Regions from separate parts of the Homo sapiens genome. Here region 2 is linked to region 1. A link is a loop called in an ENCODE intact Hi-C map of the cell type or tissue named here. Cell type or tissue: heart right ventricle. All regions are shown on one strand.

Region 1 (8,000 bases):
GACTTTGGATCTCAAAGGGACATCAGAGGGCACCTATCCATTTATTGTGACAATTGCATTTTGAAAACCAGCTATGCCAGACTACTCAGCTGACTACCAGGAGTGAGAGTGCAGCAGACATTGGTAGCCCTGGAGAGGGGCCGCAGCAGGCATACATACTTCTCTAACTTGGAATGAATTGCTGGATTGTGTACTTTCTGGATCTAAAAAGCCTATCTAGATCCACAAATCACTGAGCTCCAGCCTATTCACCAGCTTCCCCTGGTACCTGGAAGTTATTTTTAGGTAACCTGTCATGGGGAGGTTTGACATGTTATTTTCATGCCTGAGGATCGGGTTTCATGGGAAGTGTTCCAAAGAATTTAATACAATGCAACACACATATTATTAAGAGCACGTTGGTTTTATTCTTGTTGCCTTACTATTAAGAATTTCTCTTCTTAGTCATCTTCTCTTCTGCTCGTTGCCCTTCCTAACTTAGTTTTCTCCAACTTCATAGTTCTCTCTTGTGCCAGTTGCTGAGCTCCTCACTGCCACACGGATTTCCTTTCCCTCATCTGCTGCCAACTCCTCTGGTTCTCTGCGATGGATGAGTTAGTGTTGTGACCAACTTCCTTTTTGTCTTTTCCAGATTCCTTTCTACTTTTACTCCTTTGCTATGATCATATTTGCCTCTTAATTTCTAGTTCTTAAGTCCAAAAATTGACTTTCTCTTTTTGTCCCGCCCAACATGATTGCACAGAGCAACTCATTCTTAATCATGGCTCCTGCCTTTCTTGTTCTGTTGTTTTCTTGGCCTCCTATTCAGTCTTCCATCTACACTAGAATACTAAGGTGTCAGCAAATAACTGACCAGCTAGTCTGCATGCCTTAGCTCCTTCATTTTTGTCTTAGGATCACAATCTAGCTGTATTTAATCTTCCTTCTTCTTAGAATCTTACTTAGTTTATTTGTCCAACTCTTCCATATGGCTAAGAGGAAAATCATCCGTTATACATCCTCTGCCCCTAAAGTAAAAAGAATTACTGAGAATGCATATTTAAAATGAATCTCAAAGCAAATTTTCATTTATAATAAACAATTGAAAGCAATTGAGATCTTTACTCAGTTTACTGAGAAAATGATGGAATGGAGAAATTCATTCCTAATGCATAGCCTTATCTGCTGTATTTCCTCTGGTTGCAGTCTGTCTCTTATACCCAGGAAAAGCTCCTGAACAAACTCTGTTTCTGCTGTCCCAGAATGCCCTCCTCACACTCCTTCATGGAAACCCCCTCTTGGCCTTACGTCTACGCTTATCCTAGTCAGTACTGTTATCCACTCTTTTGTCCTGACCAACTCAATTCTTTCTTCTGGCCCTGCAGTCTTTAGGGAATTCTGTTTTGTTCTATCTGCTGTCGATTGTTGTGTAGCAAACTACCCTGCAACTTCTCATCTGCAGACAACAGTGATTTAACAACAACAAATTTAAACAACAAAGTTAAATTAAACAATTTAAAACTAACACATCTGTATTTGGGCAGGGGAGTTCCTTTGTTGTCTTTACCTGGGCTTACTCATGCAGCTGCATTTGGCCAGAGGGTCCACTGGGATCTCGGCTGCTGCTATCATTGATTCTGTTCAGCAGACAGAGGAATGGGGCAGGCAGGAATGAGAAAATCTAACATATATTTCTTTAAGGAAACAAACTAAAATTTGTTTCCCTTTCATCTTTTCCTCCATTCTGCTCCCATGGTATGAAATATTCTTATAAATACATAAAAATGTGCCAATTGGTTTTATTATTTAAAAAATTTAACCATAATTGGGTTCTCTTCATTCCTGTCATTTAGTTTGAATCACTTACATGATACCTGAATTAAGCATGGATGACACCTTATAAATAGATCGACTTAGAGTGTGCTGGCATAATTTGATATTCCTAATACTGTACGGTGTAGCATCTTTACTATAGAAAATATTTAATAGACATTTGCTGAATAAATTAATGCAAGAATAGCAGTATGTGTAGTAGAGTTCAAAGCAATACTAACTATCCAGGCTATTCCATGTACAACATGATGAAACTAAAATATTGTATTTGCAATGAATGATAGAACAAAAGTTATTAAGTGAATTATTTACCATAAGTAGAAAATAGCATTGATTACATCAATCTTAGACACCCTTCTTGAGAAAAAGCTATCTAAGTCAGAACATTGTCTAGATGCTGAAGGAGACTTCTGAATAGTTTTACATGATATTGCTGTTGGAAGTTTTGGTTTCTTATGTTAATTTCATGTCAAAATGTAAAAATTCTCCTTTCTTATTTATAGCAGGTGAACCATTAGTACTATTGTTTTACCCTAGAAGGACAAAGTGTTTGGGAATCAAGAGGCCTTGGTTTGTAGACCTGTTCTTTCACTTACTAGCTAAACTCTCTGGCAAAAGGCACTTGTCTTCTCTGTAAATTGTGATAAGTGATATCTATCTCACAAGGTTGTTTGGAGAATCAAGTGAAATGATACATATTTAATGTGTTTTATAATACAAGGTGAGACTCAAATAGGAGCTAAAGAATAAAATAAATTTTTGGTTTATGGTTGGAATGGATGGAGATTTTCCTGAGATCATTTTCTACATGGAATGAAGTAGAGAGTGAAGTGTGAAAAAAGGCCGCCTGAAGTGACAGTAAATGGCTAGAGGGTGGGGAAAGACAGAAAAACTGGGCACATGGTATATGCATGATCTGCCTCTGTAGGAAGGTGCAGTGAGGAAGAGATTGGAAGTTAAACCACTAAGTGGTTTAGCCATCAGTGGTGCTGTTGGCTAAGGTTGGTTGGTTGTGACATTAGGTGGCCCCAGGGTAGACAGATGCACAGTTCATAGGGAATGCATGGTTGAACAACTCACCTGTTGCTCGGAAAAACAAAGTATATCTGTGGCCACTGGTAATGAACCAAATGCCAGAACTGGCCTTGTGTCTGTCTTCTTGAGTTAGGGAGTTATGGAGAACACTCATGAAAACTGTGCCGATGATCAGAAGTTACTTGACTTCAGCTGCTACAATTCTGGCCTTAGAAATGTGAAAATTGGGCTCACACATATATTTTAATGTTTGGTTCAATATACCTTTTGTGCTAGAATATATCCTTTATTTCTAGCTCTTCTTCGTGCATATAGGTATAAGGGTATATGCATATAGGCATCTGGGTATAAGAGAGAGACTGCAATCCATCAGTAGATTGACCAGTCCTGTTCTCTCACACACAGAAATGGCGTTGCTCTTATTTCTGTCTTATTAGGCATTTCTCAGGCACAATTTTCATCGCCTCATACCTGTGTAGACAGTGAGCACTGAGTAACTGTTTGTTGAATGGCTATGCAGTAGCACCTGGCTGGCTCTATCTGGTAGTGTCATAACTTGGCAATCAGTCTTCCTCACAATTGCTAGACAATTATTCTTTAAGTATCAGTTTACAGGTAAACATAAAGGTGATTCCTGAGCAAGCCTTCCAGAGCTCTTCCCACAGAAGATAGACATCACACCTCTTGTATTTACTCCCACAAACTCTATGGTAGAAACATAAGTTGCAGCTTCTTGGTCAATCTGTAATGAGAGGGAGCTACCTAAACTAAAACCCAGGACAAAGAGTACATCAGTTGCTGAAAAAGGAAGAATTGCTATAAGGTGGCGTGCCTAGAGTGTGTTTGTGTGTACATGTACGTGGTGGACACACATGTTTTTAACATGTTCAACAAATGAGGATTAAGCCTTGCCTCCCTCCGGCCTAATTTATCACTCTTGTGGCTTTGGCAGTTTCACAGAAATGATACCCTTCCTTTTGTTTAGAGTCTACCGCACTGTAGTACATTTTCTAGGTGCCATTAGCCTTCTCATTTTGGAAAAATCCTATCCCTGGTGATGATGAAGACCTCTGAAGACCTCACACGAATTCTTCTACTGCCCTGGACTTCCCATCTCTGCACACACCCATGCTGCTGCCTTTGCCTAGAGCACTCCTCAGCTCTGCCTGGCCAACTCTATCTACTCTGAAAGGCCCACATCAAAATGCCACAACCCTCAAGAAGCCTTTGCCAGTTCTTAGCAGAAAATTAATTCCTCCCTTGTCCGTTTCTCCCTAGCTCTTGCTTCTTGCCTCTTCTAAAGCCTGGATCACAGTTTGCCTTGCCCAGAGCAGCTCATTCTCAGGAAAGGTCTTAACGCTTTTCTTATTGCAGGCACATTAAAAATAAGAACAGTTTTTTATTTGACCTTATAGTCCCTGTTAAGCCCAACAAAGTGCCTTGTGTATAATAGGCTCTCAATAATTATTTGTTAAATAAATTATATTACATTTTATAAATGTTTACAAAGGAGAGATCATTGCCTTACATGGTTTACAAAAAAAAATTCTGTTGAGATAAAAATAGACAAACAACAAGAATTTAAGCTGAAGGGTTACTTCTTACACAATGAGGTTGTGTCGTTTTGGATATTTGGAACGCCTCTCAGAATTTCCGCTTCCTAAAGAGCCTGCTGCTCTAGCATTTTGCCCACATGCTAAAAGGCATCAGAATAGATTTTGATAAAACAGAATATTTTTAGGCATTGTAATCAGCCTCACTCTGCCAAATTCCTGGCCTTTGGTATGTGCTGCTGAGTAATGTCAGACCCTCACACGTACACACACTGACATTTACAAGGCACGAGGTAGGCTCCGCCAAGTTCAGAACAAAGCCCCCCTGTTGATTGGTTCACCAGAACTTTCTCAGATGCATTTATTGTTTGCTACTGGAGGAACTGACAGTCTGCTGGTACCGATTGAATTTCCATTCTTTTCTTCACTTCCATTCTTCTCTTCACTCGGGGAAGTGAAGTTGTGGACTCATGAGGTTATATACTCAACTGTGCGAGGGGGCCCTTGGGCCTCTCTGGCATTGACACTGATGGAAGCTACACATAGGAGTGGGGCTGCATTAGATCTTTCTGGTATGAGATTTGTAGAAATGAAAATGAACAGGGCTTCACTCCAAACACGTACTGAATGATCTTAGAAAGTTCCTTCCTGAAAAAATACTTTTACCTAAAAAGACAAAAACAGATGAAAAGAGAGCATTATTTTATTATTGCACGCCATGAAAAAGCCAGAGTATATTTAGTAACCTTTGGAATTCCACTGCCTTTTTAGATGGAGGAGCATCCCAAAAAAGGAGACAGGAGGGCATTGCGTGTGCACGTGTGTTTGAAAGGACCAAATCTCTATCTAGACAAAAATAGTAGATAGGTAGGTTATAGAAAAGAATTTCATAAAACTAAGCAGAATAAATTCTTTTTCCGAAATAGTGCTGTTTTGTGAAAGGTGTTTCTTTTCACATTACTGTATATGGCTAACTCTCAGATTTGTAAATGGCTACCCTTAGAGATGAAGTTACTGCTGAGGATTCAAATCACCTGCCTTAAAAGCTGAGGTAGGATTTATGATGTACTGGGCATTATTTTCTCTTTAGGGGCATCCTTTCTTCAATGATGATTGAGAATGTCAATCCTTCTGCTCCCATAATGACCCTGGGAGTTAGGGGTGAACTCTGGGAGGTGCCAGATGATCTATTCTGGCCATATGCAAGAAAGCACATGCTCTAGTATTGCAGGCACTAAGGATTCTGGAAAAATGTAAACATGTGCGTTACCTTCTACTTTTTTTTTTTTTTTTTTGAGACAGAGTCTCACTGTGTTGCCCAGGCTGGAGTGCAGTGGTGCAATCTCAGTTCACTGCGACTTCTGCCTCCTGGGTTTGAGCGATTCTCCTGCCTCCGCCTCCCAAGTAGCTGGGATTACAGGTACGTGCCACCATGCCTGGCTAATTTTGTTATTTTTAGTGGAGATGGGGTTTCACCATATTGGCCACGCTGGTCTCCAACTCCTGACCTTAAGTGCTTCACCCATCTTGGCCTTCCAAAGTGTACCTTCTACTTCTTAACCCTGGAGAACCATTCTTGCTTAAGAGCCATCGCACCAAGGCATCACCACAGCCTCATTTCCATAGCAGGGACTGCAGAACTTAACAATAATGGTTCTTCAGGGGTAAGAAGAACCATTCGTGGTTCATGATGCCAAGCACGAATGGAGAAGGATGGGCTCACTGTGCACACAGGCCATCCGTTGATACCTGCCCCACATCCCCATGGGCCTCTGCCGTGGCCCTCTGTGTCATGACAGTGGGGTGCTCCTGGCTTCACCCTTTGCATTGTAACAACAATAATATCTTACATTTTGTAGTGCTTCTGCTTTTCAAGAGGCATGTAGAGCTGGCTTTATCCCTTTCTCTCTCATTTCTGCCCCCATCCGATGAGGACGTGGTGCAGAGACTTGCTAAGGACACAAGGCTGGGAAAAGACTGAGTTGAGAGTGGTCCCTGTTCTCCTGATGGCTAACCCAGGGCTCTGTTCGCTGTGTGTGGACACTCAGTATCCACAGCTGGAAGGGTCTGTCTTTAGGTGAGATTGAAGCATTTCCATTTTTTTATGACAGTGGAAGAAAACATATACTATATTGCAAGAATAATAGTATTCAAGACATGACTATGGAAGAAGCATCAAGATTATCATAGGGCATTTCTATGTCTCTGAGGTATGTTGGAAGCCAGGCTCACATACCTTGATTAGAAACGTCTTAGAAGGACTTTATGATGTGCTCCGTCAAGTGAGGTACTACTAACTGGAATGACAGCTGTTTGTTTGGTCCTTTGGACTATCCTGGGATCAGTTGATTCACTCTCTGGTTATTATGATGACCAGATAACCAGATGATGATGCTCCTTCCAGTTATTTTGATTTTCTGTTTGTTTAGCTCTGTAAGATTGGACTTTGTTTGGTTTGGGGACAATTAGTCTATTCACTGGCAAACAGGAATTGAGAAAATGTACATTAAAAACTGGTTTCATGACTTTCACATGATACTTTAATTTTAGAGATTTTAAAACTTAAGTGGGAACCAGAGACTAATCCAATTGTTTTTAGACAGTGAAAGGGTTTTATGTTCTGTTCAATTTATTCTTTCCCAATTTCTTGTCTATAAAACAAACATTTTTTTTTTCTTTTCTTAAAAATAAATCTTGGCCAGGCATGGTGGCTCATGCCTGTAATCCTAGCACTTTGGGAGGCTGAGGCGGGTGACCAGCCTGTGACCAATATGGAGAAACCCCATCTCTACTAAAAATACAAAATTAGCTGGACGTAATGGCATATGCCTGTAATCCCAGCTACTCAAGAGGCTGAGGCAGGAGAATCGTTTGAACCCAGGAGGCAGAGGTTGCGGTGAGCCGAGATCATGCCATTGCACTCCAGCTTGGACAACAAGAGCAAAACTCTGTCTCAAAAACAAACAAACAAACAAAAAACTTTTGCTTATGGTGGTTCTGAACAAAACGTAGATGTTAAAAATTGGCTTTGAAATTTTTCTGTCTAAATCTTCATTTGCAACATCTCTTCTGCCCTTAACTAACTGCTGGTTTTAGACACACGATTTCAAAAAGAAAATGAAAAAAATTCTGGTCTACTTCTGGAATAACCCACAGTGGAGTTTTTAATCTGCACATGGTACATGCTCTGACATTAATCTTCCTCTGTTTAAATTCTAAGCTCAACAAAGTTACTTTGAACAGTAGATATGTTTCCAAGCAACATTCAGAATGATAGTGGGTTCTTTTCAAGATCATTTAGGAAGAATTCATGCAGTTGATAAGAAACCCACACCCCTTAGAAGTATTAGGTAGTGAGTAACTTAGGATCTCTCTGTGTCATGAAAGTGAACTAATGTATCTTTTTTTTTTTTTTTTCATTGAGACAGAGTGTTGCTCTGTCACCCAGGCTGGAGTGCAGTGGCGTGATCTCGGCTCACTGCAAGCTCCGCCTCCCGGGTTCACACCATTCTCCTGCCTCAGCCTCCCGAGTAGCTGGGACTACAGGTGCTCGCCACCACGCCCGGCTAATTTTTTGTATTTTTCATAGAGACGGGGTTT
Region 2 (8,000 bases), 69 kb before region 1:
ACATAGTGGTTAAGATCTTGAACATGAAGTGGACTGTCTGTGTTCACTTCTTGCCCCATCATTGACAGACTGAGGGTAAACTAGTTAATCCCACTGTGATTCATTTCCCCTTGATTTCTAAAGTGGAGAGAGCATGCTGCTTGTTACGCAGGGCTGAGGATTGAGTGGAGTAATGTGTGCAAAACACTCAGTGTAGTGCCTGGCACATAGTAGGTATCACTAAATGGTAGCTGTTGACAGTCTTAGAATCACAATAACATTTGATGAGACTCTGATCTCTCAGAAAAGCAATAATTATTTTTTTCCCAAAAGTGACTCAAAGAAGAAGCTTCTGAGAAGGAAGGACTTAACTGTGGTATCAAAGACAGTTAGTTGCACTGAGAATAATACAAGGCTGGGGAAAATTCTCTCTCATCTGTGCTTCTCTGAGGTTGCATATATCCTTTTATTATAAAACGTCTTAGAGGTACTGCAATTACTTGTTAATTTGTCTGCTTGTTCTATTTGATTACAAATACCTATAAAGCAGTTCCATTAGACTTTGTAGCCTTTCTGCCTAGCATGGGGTCTGGCATTGAGATGGCACATCATAACTATCTGTTGAATGAAAGATTGAATGGATGGGCAAATTCCTGTTTCTTCTGGCATTTTCTCCCAGGTTATCTGGGAGATTTTCAATCTTCTCCACTCTGCTCTGAACTCCCACTTCAGCTCTGGGAGAGTCTCCTCGTCGGATCCCTCTGTTTCAGCCTACTTACTGGATGACATGGCTCATTCCAGAAGGACATAGGGTACTTGCATTTTGAAGATGCTGGTTATGCCAGGTTCTCCTTGATCATGAAGACTCAGCACATTGGGACACTCAATTCACTGCGGCTAAAGTTCATTATCATAGTGAATATTTTAAGTGTGATTGAGAAGATTATTTCTACATAAGCAGCATTTTGCAGGAGTTAGTTGCTGGGAGGATGGATTAGTTCAGTGTTTGCTTTCGGATTTTGTGATGGTTTAGGTACTTTCCCTGGTGATGATCCTTGTTACTGTTAAACGTTTTCTGTTATTATTTTTATACAGTCTGTGGATAACGTTAGTGAAGAACATCTTAAACATCTCTCATGATTAGTAGGCTGTGTTCCTGTCAATAGTGGCCCTCATGCTCCCCATTCTGGTGGAATATTAATATTTGGTTATGAAAGAGATTTGAAATAACTCTGGCATGCTGGGAATGACACTAAGGATCTTAGGTGAAATCCATATTCCCAACAGAGAGATTCTTTCCCCAGATTTAAATGTCCTTTAGTGTTTTAGTCATTTTGAACTGTGTGTTCATTCCACTTAGCTTATTTTTGTGTGTGAAGGAAACCAAAAGAACATGGGAGACTCTGCTAATATTTACAGATGGGTTTTAGTTCCCCTACTGATGTGTACTTATCAGGGCTCTTTAAGGCTATACTTACAATGAGATCTTAAGTGTGTGTGATGACTGTCAAAAGGCAGTGAGAGAGACTTCCATCTACGGGGTGTCTGGATGGTTCTGTTTGTGCTGAACTTTTCCACTTTCATGAGTTTAGAAAAGCTGCAGGCCTGAGGAGTCATTTAACGTGTTTTGCCCATTTAAAGCAAATGCATTTCAGCATTTATAGACAATATTTCTGGGTGCCCTTTTATCCTCTCTTGAAGGCTATAGGTTGCAATGAGCATCCTGGCTCTCTGCCTCGTTTTCCAGCTGGCTCCTCCTCTTCTCATGTGTGCTTTCTTTCCTTATGGCTGGAGCCAACTGACCCAGAGATGTAGGTGGATCTAGGCTGTAGTCTTCTAAGAGCACAATTAGGGTGACCAGATGTCTTAGGACTGAGGGGTTTCTAGGCCCTGCACTTTCAGTGCTGAAGTAGGGAAATTCCTGGGAAAACTAGAATAGTTGGTCACCCAACTTTTATGGTTGTCAGGGGATCTTTAAAATTCCTAATTCAGGAACTCCAGTGACTGACCATTAAGTCTGTGCTCCTCAATGATTGCTTACGCATTGAATTTTGCCTTGTTCCTAAGGCCAACACCACACCTTGCACCCACATCCAGTAGAAAGATCTTGGTCATACTTCTTTAAGATGGAGCTCCTGTTTTGTTTATCTGCCTAGTACTCCAGATCCTCTTAGCCTGGTCCTGCCATGTTAGCTCACATTTGCTCAGTGCTTTGAGTCCTGCCTTTGGTCCCTAGCTCATATCTCTGCCTAATGTGGCCTGCTAGCTCCCTAGTGCCAAGACATCACCTTCACACCTATTACTTATGCTCAGCTGAAAGTCTAGACTAGCACCTAGAGCAGTGGTTCTCAAGGCGTGATCCTGGGACCAACAGCATCAGCATTACATGGGAATGTGTTAGAAATGCAAATTCTAGGCCCCTCTCCAGACCTACTGAATCAGGAACTCTGGAGGTGGTGCCCAGCAATTTGTGTTCTAACAAGCCCTCCAGGGGGTTGTAATACACACTCAAGTTTGAGAGCCCCTTCCCTGGGTCATGCACTGTGCCTTCCCAGCTAGACTTCAAAGCCTGAAGCCAAGTCTGCCCACCTTCATGGATCTTTAGATTGTCCCACTCCCTGCCCATTGCTGGCCTGGCTGATCTTCCTAACTAACCTTAAACTCCCATTCCTGCATAGATCTTCAAAGCAGTGTTTATTTCCACTGCTGATAGGGACTGTCCAGGTTTGCCCAAGACGGGTTAACTGGGCACAGGACTTTCAGTACTAAAACTGAGAACATTCTGGGCAAACTGGGAGGGATTAAAAACCCTAACTGAGCAAGCCCATTAATACATTCAGTGATGTTGCCTTATGGAGACAGAAAAATGGAGAAATAGAAGGAGGATTATTGACCCTTTAGGATATTCCCTTCTTTATAATAACAACAACAAAAAAGCCAAGAGGAAGACTGTCCATTATGGAGTGTGGATGGACTACTTATTTGAATAATTTTTAGTATTGAATAGGCTACATTTCAACTAGGACTGTTCAAAGACTCTCTATCTCTCTCTCTCTTTTTTTATTTCTGGGAAGCAACTCCAGTGAAGTCAGAATTTTAGAATGAATTTGTTGTGTGATCTCAGGCGGAGTACTAATCTTTTGCTTTATCTATAATTGGAATACTAATACGTTTTTCTTCTAATTACATTACAGTAGATGAATTGAAGACAAATGAAATTATGTGCTATCTGTAAAAACTGTTTCTTGCATGGGTGCTATATAAATATGTAATTTTTAAAACAATAACAAACTCATACACACACACTTTTCAAAGAGAACATGAAGTCTTTTGCAAGATATGAGAGGAAATCAAAGGTAGTATCTGACCACTTCAGATAGGAGTGATTTCTTCCTGTCGTAAATTCTGATAGAACCTAAAGTCTAGAACCATGGTTCACAGCCTTGGATGCCCATTAGAGTTACATGTGGACTTAACAACGACAACAACAACAGCAGCAACAACAACAACAATGACTGATGCTCAGGCTCCCCCTTACCCCAGAGGGTCTGATTTAATTGGTCTGCTGTGGTACTAGGTCATTGGTGGTCTTAAATTCACTAGGTGATTCAAATGTGCAGCCAGGTTTGAGAATCCTGAGTCTAGAATAGTTCTCAAACATTACTCATAAGCATCATTTGGGAGAAGCTTATAAAAAAATGCAAATTTAGCCCCCTCCTCCAATCAAGTAGATCTGGGGTGGGATTCAGGAATCTGCTTAATACACAAGCTTACCTGAGGGTTCTGATGGAGATGATTGGCAGATCAGGTAACTTTTAGAAACCTTCTAGAAACCTTCAACTGTGACTTCTTTTTTTTTTCACAGTATGTAACACATGGTTAGTAGAGGGTTAACATATGGCAGGTACTTAACATGTGCTGAATGAAGTTTGCTGATTTATGTCCAAGAGACAATGATTTTAGCTCTTAGATTGTAGGGTGCTAGGTCCTAGGATTTGCGGGCTACTTTTTAACTTATCTGTGTCTCAGTTAAGTCTGATACAGACAAGGTAATATAAGAGCTCAGTATACATCTCTATAGTGCTCAGATCCTTACCCAGTTGGAAAATGCCCCAACAGTAGGAAGATAACCCCACATTGCGGATTAGGTTGTAACCCAGCTTTGTGTTTCAGTGTCTGAGATGGTTCAGTGGAAACAGAGATTCCATGTAAACTTTAAACAACAACAACAAAAAGCACCAGCCAAAAGAAATTAGCAGAGCACACTGTGATATCCAAATCTATGTTTTTATAAAATGATTTTTCTTTCTCTTAGAACCTAATTTTTATGCTCAGATTCAACAAACAACGATCTATTGAGTTTTCTAAGTGTTATCATGGACTCAGAGATGAAAATCCCCAGAGCACTTTGAGCTTTCCTGTTGAAAAATCACAACAGAAAAGCAAAGCCTTGGATATAAAACTGTCAAAAGCCTTTGGATATAAAATTGTCAACTTGGCAGTTTAACAAGGCCCACCCTGTTTGCAGCAAAAGGCCAAAAGTCCAAGACAAGCAAAGGCCTATAGCAATCACTTAACAGAATTAACCCTGCTGCCCTGTTCACATTACAGTGCATTTGTCAAGCTTGATAGCCATCTCTCTTCCTGGAGGAACCAACTTTTTTTTAAGTTGACTTTTGTTTTCTGAGCCATGCCAACATTCCAGCCACATGAGAGAGCCTGAACAGATTTAAACCCCAAATTCAAAAATGCAAAGTACTGTTTGTACTACAAACATACTACAGTTGTCAGCAAGCAGTACACAAACACATTAGAAGGGGTGAATGGAAATCGAATGGAGTAATGGACGTTAATATCTGGGATTAGCCATCAGGTGGAATGCTACATTTCAGAAGGTCCATCTGAATTGTAATGGGCTTCCCAAAAGTTTATATATCAAGTCATTATGGCACAGAGCTTTGTTGATGCTAATTACAGCAGCTCAGCTAGATAATTAAATATAACCTTCAGTAATAACTGGGGAAAGGAATGGCTCCAGCTGGAGTTCCTCAGCTTTTTCATAGCAAAGCTAGTCTAGCAATCTAACAATTACGAGGGCTCAGGGATATATATATGTGTATATATATATATATATATGCATTGTAGCCACTTTTATGGTGTGGCTCATTTAAGGAAATAAACTAGGGAAATTCCTTACATATTTTATTCCACACATGTTCTATAATTTTTTTTGTTGCAATTGGTCTCCTATATCTTTTTAGAACATGAGCCAAGAAATTCAGCATTTTTAAAGCAAATTACTATTTCATATGATGTGTGATTTAAATTGTGGGTATCTTAATATTGTAATAGGACTTGGACCACAATTGCCAAATGATTAAAATAGTCAAACCTTATATTCTGCTCAATTTGGAATGATATCATTAGGTAAATTTGTAACTGCTAAGGAAATGAAAAAATACTTTATTTTCTTTGTCCCAGATGGTATATAAGATACCTCCCTGAGTGCTTCTAAACTGATTGGCTCCACTACAAGTCAAAAAGGAAAATGACTTTTCAGAGTGTGGCTAAACTAGTGATTGGAATTCTGTAGCAGAATAAAATGTCCATAAAAGGGAAGCAGAGAATGTAATATTCTACATGATAGAGTATCTCTCTTCTTTGCAGTTGTTTGTCCATATTGCCTCATTCAATTATACTGATATTTGTGTTTATCTCACTTTTTGGTCCTCCAGGAGGTATTACTGAGGTAAACTTCCAGTATCCAGATCCAAAGCGGTGGACAGTGAAAATAACCAGAACTAGTAAGTGTTGCCACTAACAAATGGAGAAAGGGCAAGGTCTTGAAATACCTTCTGATGTGTAAAAAAACCTTCTAAATTATACTTTAATTTGAATATATTTGATTATATTACATTTTTCTTTGAAGATTGAGCCACCAGTATATTCTAGCAGCAAACAGATGTCAGAATTGTTGTTTTTATTATTAGCGATTGGGGGAGGGGCACTGGAAATTCTTGGGAAGAGTATTCTTGGGTTTTGTGAGACTGGAAATTTGGCAGAAGTCTACTGATTTTTTCAGATAAACATTTTAGCTTCTTTTCTTTGGTACTCTGCCATTGAACTTTCATTTAGATTGTTAAGATAAAGGGGTGCGGTGGAAAAGTGGTATGAGTTTATAGACACAGTCATTGTTATTCCTCCTTCCAAATTCCTCAAACTAGGGAAGAGAAACTAGAATTTACTAAGTATCTATTGAAAGTCAGTTTCTTTCACATAGGTCAACTCATTTAAATATTTCCAGCAAATTACCCAGTTTTGCTATTATCTCCACTTTTACAGATAAAGGAATAGAGGCTCAGAGAGGTTAAGAATCCCGCAGTGGGGCAGCGGAGATTCAGATTGAGGTTGCCGATTCTGGAGCCCACAGCCTCTCCCTCTGTGGTGCAGTGTAATTAGTGCTAGACAATGGAATAGGTTTTGGAAGGTGTCAGTGAACCAAATGGAGGGGGCCGGGGTCGGGTGATGGTGGGTGGAGTGGAAGGTTGGCAGGAAAAATCTTCAAAAAAAACTGAACAACAGAGTAAGTCCAAAGTCAGACAAAAACTGCATTTCAGGCATTTATTGTTTATGCTTTACTATCTTTATTAAGAGTCACAGAAGTATAAATATAAGAAATGAAAACATTTGGTTTATGGAAAAGTAAGAAGAGGAAAGGAATACACTGATAGGTAGGGGAGAATGCTCAGACAACTGGGATACCTTTGGAATTCAGCCCTTGATGTACGTGTCGAGAAACCACTTTACTTGTGTATTTCACATAGGAGGTAAAACAAAAACATATGATTGCTTCAGATTCCCTGCATTTCAGCTTCCCCACATTTTTATAAGACAAAGAAAACCCCCTATGGAAGACATTCAAAAAATAAGAGCCAGAAATATAGTAACCCAAAAGTTACACACTTTTTGTATGGGTGAAGGGAAAGCTTGGAAGGTTTGCTGAAAAATCAACTCACAAAAATTTAGATTAATAAAAGAAAAGGCACACAGATTTATTACTATTATGTGCATGTAGGGAATCTCAGAGTGATTGTCCAATATTCCAATGGGATACAGGTGTTTATATACTCTATTTCTTAGGGGGAATGGAGATGGGGAAGTGTGGATAATTTTAGGGGGATAATAAATGATTTTTAGGGGAAATCAGTGGGCTTGAAGAACATACAGTGGTCTCTTGGGCCCACAGAGCAGTCAAGGTTTTGTGACAAAAGTCTGTCGAGGTCTGTTGACAGACTTTAGTCTTCCTTCTTGCAATATGGGTTCAGTTAATGAAAACTCAGGGAAGGGACCAGAGGTCATTGTTTTCTTCTTTGGTAGGTCCAGACTTTAGGCAGATGAGGGAACTTCAGCTTGTGTTTGGGAGAGGCAGAGGATTGAGAGGCAAGAGGTAGGGGAGGAAAACAATTCCTCTCTTTATGGGTCTCTCTGGTCTTTATGTAGATAGGGAAAAAGTATCTTCTAAAATCTGTTGATCTCTAAAGGCCTTTAGTTCAAAATACTCATTATACTAGGGAGCCATATTTTGGGGTCAAGTTCCCTGAACTCCTTCACTTTAAAGCATTTGTATATCATGATGAAATCTGGAGATTTTCTTGTACATTTAGCTTTCTATGAAAAAGACATAAATTGTTAACCCATGAATTCATATCACTTAATAAATTGACAGCCAGAATGATATTTCTGAGGCATTTTTACAATAAGAACTCATTGGTTAAAAAGTCATGTACCTTAGGTGAGATAAAAGTACTAAGTAAAGGACCTGGGAAGACTTGGTAAAGAAATCGTTAGAAAATAAAGGTGGAGCCAGGCGCAGTGGCTCATGCCTGTAATCCCAGCACTTTGGGAGGCCGAGGTGGGTGGATCATGGGGTCAAAAGATCGAGACCATCCTGGCCAACATGGTGAAATTCCGTCTCTACTAAAAATACAAAAAATTAGCCAGGCATGGTGGCACCCGCGCCT

Evidence for each region. A loop is a pair of places that touch in the nucleus more often than their neighbours do. Peaks named below come from ENCODE experiments on the same cell type or tissue, not always from the same donor. Only the 100,000 strongest peaks of a DNase experiment are listed, where the experiment ranks them.
Region 2: a loop joins it to region 1, with 7 times the contacts of the local background. A loop is called at or near these places in 3 of 110 quality-filtered maps.

The regions. Positions count from the first base shown.
Region 1 is chr21:28,751,052-28,759,051 of GRCh38, reverse strand. It overlaps a transcript of HEMK2 not described here. Among named protein-coding and RNA genes, the nearest start is that of HEMK2, 130 kb to the left of the region's middle. In heart right ventricle, no CTCF peak of the experiment used is centred here; a DNase peak (open chromatin) is centred at 4,641; H3K4me3 peaks cover 841 bases; H3K27ac peaks cover 8,000 bases.
Region 2 is chr21:28,819,688-28,827,687 of GRCh38, reverse strand. It overlaps a transcript of HEMK2 not described here. Among named protein-coding and RNA genes, the nearest start is that of HEMK2, 62 kb to the left of the region's middle. In heart right ventricle, no CTCF peak of the experiment used is centred here; a DNase peak (open chromatin) is centred at 4,579; H3K27ac peaks cover 1,993 bases.